Linked DNA regions of Homo sapiens: region 1 is linked to region 2. A link is an interaction called in ENCODE POLR2A ChIA-PET data of the cell type or tissue named here. Cell type or tissue: OCI-LY7. All regions are shown on one strand. Each heading gives the region's core, and the rest is flanking DNA. Links, peaks and the distances in the headings are about the cores only.

Region 1 (2,820 bases), core at 16-2,515, 290 kb after region 2:
TTTTTTTTTTTGCTTTGTTTTTAAATATACCCAAACTTTGGCACTTTTGAAAGTAGTGTCGGCTGTGGCATGGTGATCTTTTCCATCAGTCACTCTTACACATTGCAGGATAATCTAGCATTCCTACCCTATAGCCACTGTTTAAATGCATTTCTGTGTCCTTGTGACAACTAACTACTCCGTTGAAATTTTGTCACTACATGTGTTATATATGTCCTTAATTTTCCTGAAATTCATATGTAAAGTGAGTTCCCTATGTATAAAATTTCAAACATGAGTATGATTCCCTGAATGTAATGGAAAGAGGTAGGAAAGGACAGAAAGCTGCCTATAACACATTTGTGTTTCTCTTAAGTAAATGCTCAGGCACTTCTCCATTAGAAGGCTTGTGAGAGAGTCAGAGGCTTGTGCCTGGGTCTGTGGGAGCCATGGACTCCACAGGTGCAAACGAGGCTGCTACAGATGTGTGGGATGAACAGCTCAAAACCACGAGCAGGCATAGAATCCATGGGATCAATGACCACACAACAGTAATTATAGAAATGAAAGTATAGAAGACCACTTTAAATAACATGCTCACAGAGTTGTTAGAAAAGGTAAGTTACCCCAAAGTCTGGAAATGTTATAAATTTGTAAATAAAATACAAATACATAGTAAAAACTGGTAAGAAAGTAAAGATTTCTTTTCTTTTGCTTTATTTGTATTTTCTAAATTATCTACATAAACATGTAATGCATATATAATATTCTTAAATGTTGTGTAAAGGATTCCACGTTACCCATTATACAATGTAAGGAATTACCCATTCCGGTGGCAGACTAGGTGCTCTCAATGTCTCTATTGATCAAAATATCTAAAATGCTGGCTCAGTTCTTCAAACTAAATGAAACAGTGAATCAAACCTCTTTTTTTTTTTTTTTTTTGTTTAACTGTTTCTTATGCCCCTCCTGTCATCCCTTTCTTCCTTACCCAACTAAAATTCCAAGCCCATCATTATACTCGCCCTCACGCTCCTGCATGTACTCTTAAATACTCACCAGCCCCATCTTATTAAACCTATTTATGCAAGCCTGATGAAATCCACTTTTGTGCCCACTCCAGGTGAGTGGGATGGGGAAAGAGGGAGGGAAGACCCTGCTATTTATTTGAGTTGGTGACCACTGATGTTAGATCATCCTTGCCTTGTAGCTTTGCATTTCCCTAAGGCTATTTCAGATCTCCCTCTGTCTTCAAACCCAAAAGGCTTAAGCCCTGCCCCTCACTCTGAGCTAGTGAGGCTGCTTCCTGTTTCATTGAAGAAATCAACACAAGCAATCAGGAGAACTTAGAGGTACCAGCCAGCCTGTGTCTGCATATCATGTCTGCCTTCTGTGATGTACACACTCTGCCAGAAATCTCCTTGTTCCTCTGGAAGGCTGCTCTGTGCCCTTGGTCCACTCAAGTTCTTGGTTTTTCCCCACACCATCCATTTCTCTGTCCTTCCCATTGGCATTTAAACATGCCATCATTTCTCCCACCCCAAACAAAACAAAACAAAAACGCCTTTCTTGACCGAAACCACAAGCCTGTTTTTCTCTTTTCTTGTATTCCCCATTTGCTGGTATCCCTTGAATTTACTCTGTCTAGGCTTTTATTTCAACTATTCTATTGAAATGGCTCTTTTCATACTTTCTTTTTTTTTTTTTTCACTTGCTTTGTAAATTGAGAGGTAAAATTGTATGTATTTACTGTGTACAATGTGATGTTTTGAAGTATATATACTACATTGTAGAGTGAGTACATCTAGCTAATTAACATATACATTACCTCACATAGTTACCATTTTCGTGGTAGGAACGCTTTACATCCACTCAACATTTTTCTTTTTCTTTTTTTTTTTTTTTTTGAGACAGAGTATCGCCCTGTCACTCAGGCTGGAGTGCAGTGGCGCGATCTGGGCTCACTGCAACCTCTGCCTCCCGGGTTCAAGCAATTCTCCTGCCTCAGCCTCTTGAGTAGCTAGAACTACAGGCACGCGCCACCATGCCTGGCAAATTTTTTTATATTTTTAGTAGAGACAGGGTTTCACCATATTGGCCAGGCTGGTCTTGAACTCCTGACCTTGTGATCTGCCTGCCTCAGCCTCCCAAAGTTCTAGGATTACAGGCATGAGCCACCTCACCTGGCAACATTTTTCAAGAATACAATATATTATTAACTACAGTCACCATGTTGTACAACAGATCTCTTGAACTTATTCTTCCCATCTAACTGAAATTTTGTATCTTTGATCGACATCTTCCCAACTTCCAGCCCACCCCAGCCCGTGGTGCCCCCATCCCACTCTCTACTTTCCAACAACCAGCCCGCCCCAGCCCGTGAGCCACCATCCTACTATCCACTTCCCAACTCCCAGCCCATGCCAGCCCATGGTACCCCCATTCCACTCTCCACTCCCCAACAACCAGTCCATCCCAGCCCGTGAACCACCATCCCACTCTCCACTTCCCAACAACCAGCCAACCCCAGCCCATGAGCCACCATCCCACTCTTCACTTCCCAGCAACCAGCCCATCCCAGCCCCCGGTGATCCCATTCCACTCTCCACTCCCCAACGACCAGCCCATCCCAGCCCATGGTGCCCCCATTCTACTCTCCACTCCCCAACTCCCAGCCCTTCCCAGCCCGTGGTGCCCCCATTCCACTCTCTACTCCCGAACTGCCAGCCCCACCCCAGCCTGTGGTGCCCCCATTCCACTCTCCACTCCCCAACTCCCAGCCCATGGTGCCCCCTTTCCACTCTCCACTCCCGAACTGCCAGCGCCACCCCAGCCTGTGGT
Region 2 (2,820 bases), core at 248-2,747:
TCTTCAAGAGATACCAATTAATTACAAAGTGAAAAATACTAACGTTACAGAGAAGGAAATGGCCAGACATCACCCTAGTCAAGGGATCAAAATTAATGACACCCACACTAATGGACAGAGGCGTAGCACACTCCTCCTGACACACAGGATTGAGAACACAGCAGCAGAACCACCTGCCAACATTGCATCTGGATTAGTCCATTTTCACACTGCTGATAAAGACATAGCCAAGACTGGGCAATTTACAAAAGAAAGAGGTTTAATGTACTCACAGTTCCACATGGCTGGGGAGGCCTCACAATCACGGCAAAAGGTGAAAGGTACATCTCACATGGTGGCAGACAAGGGAAGAGAACTTGTGCAGTGAAACTCCACCTTATAGAATCATCAGATCTCATAAGACTTATTCACTATCATGAGAACAGCACAGGAAAGACCCACCCCCATGATTCAATTACCTCCCACTGGGTCCCTCCCACAACATGTGGACAGTGGGGGAGCTACAATTCAAGAGGAGCTTTGGGTGGGGACACAGCCAAACCATAACAGCATCCCTGAATCGAAGCATGTGGAAACACAAGATAAACTCAGATCAAGAAAGAGTGCACAACATAACTCGCCTGTCTTCTTCAAAAATGTCAAAGTTACAGCAGCAGAGAGAATAATGACCCCAATAGTACCTGGAACTTGTGGAGAAGTTAGCATGCATGGCAAAAGCATTCTTATAGATGTACTGATTACCCTGGATGAGCTAGGCAGACCCAATCTAATCACATGAGGCCTTAAAGGGGCTTTCCCAGCGGTGGTCAGAGGTCAGACAGACGTAACAACATGAGAGGAACTCAACTAGCCATTGATAGCTCTGCAGATGGAGAAATGGGCCACACGTCAAGGAATGCAGGTGACATCTAGAAGCTGGAAAAGGCAAGGAAACAGATTCCCCACCCCCTAGAGCCTCCAGAAGGGAATTCTGCCCTCCCCACACCTTTTTTTTTTAAGCCCAGGGATACCATCTTGGACTTCTGACCGACACAACTGTAAGGTAATAAACTTTTGTTGTTAAAGACACTAATTTTATGGTAAATTGTTACAGCAGCAATAGAAAACTAATACAGTCATGAAAGACAAAGAATGAGAAACAGGCCAGGTGCTGCAGCTCACGCCTGTAATCCCAGCACTTTGGGAGGCCAAGGCAGGTGGATCACTTGAGGCCAGGAGTTTGAGACTGGCCTGGGCAACTTGGCAAAACACCGTCTCTACTAAAATACAAAAACTAGCTGGTCATGGTGGCTCACACCTGTAGTCCCAGCTACTTGGGAGACTAAGGCATGAGAATCACTTGAACCCAAAAGGTGGAAGTTGCAGTGAGCCAAGATCATGCTGCTGCACTGTAGCCTGGGCAACAGAGCAAGACTCTGTCTCAAAAAAAAAAAAACAAAAAAAGAACAAGGAACTGTTGCAAATTAAAGGAGGCTAAAGATGCATGACAACTAGATACAAGGTGTGATCTTGGATTCAATCACGGATCAAAAAGAGACATTAGTGGGGCAACTGGAAAACTCTGAGATCTTTAGCACAGCAAATACTCTTGTATCAATGTTAGTTTTCTGATTTGGGTTATTGTACTGGTCATGGAAAAAAATGACCTTGTTTTAGGAAATACACACTGAAGTATTTAGAGGTAAAGGAGCATCATGTCTGCAACTTATTCTCAAATGTTTCATATATATATGTTGTGTGTGTATGTAACACACACACAACATATATACATATGGAGAGAGAAAGAGAGAATGAGAGAGAAGTGTAGTAAAATGTTAGCATTTGGTAAGTCTGTGAAGAATACACAGGAATATTTTATACTATTATTGCAACTTTTGTGTGTCTTAAATTTTGCAAAATGAGAAATTTGAAATACAGAAAAAGTAACAAATGTATGTAAAATACTTAGCACCCTCCTTGACACTCAGCAAATTTTCAGTGAATCTTGACTTTGGTTGAGCTTTCAGAGTTTAGCATCTATGCCCTCCTTGCCCATGGCAGGAGTGAATCAACGCACAGACCTGGAGCCGGACTGGGTTTCCGTCCCAGCTTTGCCACTTACTGGTTGTGTGTGACTTTGGACAAGACATTAGCCAGTCTGATCTTCAGTTTTTCCATCTATAAAAAGCCAGTAATATCTATGCCATTAGGTTGTGAGGATTCAATGAACTGATTTATGTGAAGTACATAGAACAAGGCTGGGCCAGTTATAAGTTCTGTATAAGGATCGCTTGAGCCCAGGAGTTCAAGACCAGTTTGGGCAACATAGTAAAACCCTGTCTCCAAAAAAAATAAAATAAAAAATTTAAAAAAAAAATTTAATTAGCCAGGCATGGTGGCACACACCTGGGGACTCTGATCAGTCCAGAATGGTGAGAGAATAGTGGGAGAGATGGCTAAACAGGGGGCTTGGAGGTGGCAAAGAAGAGGGAGGCCAGCCTAGGGCACCAGCATAAGCCCAGGTACCTGGGCTGGACTCCGAGCAGGAAGGTGGAGTGTGATAAGCAAGACAGGATGCCCAGATCCTATCCAGTTCACTCAGATTTCGGTATCTAGCTGCTATTTGTCCTGTGTGTGTTTAATGACTAGGAATTCAGTGCCACTCTGTGCAGATTGCTGAATCTAGAACCATCATGGATATCTGTGAGTAATAGATGATCCTTGCCCTCAAGATACTCAGATTTTAGTAGAGAAGAGAGGCATCCTTTGCAGTAATTGAAGAGTATCAACCAGAGCTGGGAGGAGGGTGGAGAGCTGAAAGGGAAGTCATCAGTCTCACAT

The links. ChIA-PET counts read pairs that join two places held together with the same protein. Peaks named below come from ENCODE experiments on the same cell type or tissue, not always from the same donor. Only the 100,000 strongest peaks of a DNase experiment are listed, where the experiment ranks them.
Region 1: POLR2A ChIA-PET joins it to region 2 with 6 read pairs; 2 of 35 experiments call an interaction of 5 or more read pairs at or near these places.

Annotation. Positions count from the first base shown.
Region 1 is chr6:156,911,349-156,914,168 of GRCh38, forward strand. All of the region lies in intron 3 of ARID1B (AT-rich interaction domain 1B), which reads left to right. Among named protein-coding and RNA genes, the nearest start is that of MIR4466, 130 kb to the left of the region's middle. RefSeq lists an enhancer at 2,150-2,650. In OCI-LY7, for the core only: no CTCF peak of the experiment used is centred there; a DNase peak (open chromatin) is centred at 1,283.
Region 2 is chr6:156,619,714-156,622,533 of GRCh38, forward strand. No RefSeq gene overlaps it. Among named protein-coding and RNA genes, the nearest start is that of ARID1B, 160 kb to the right of the region's middle. In OCI-LY7, for the core only: no CTCF peak of the experiment used is centred there; no DNase peak of the experiment used is centred there.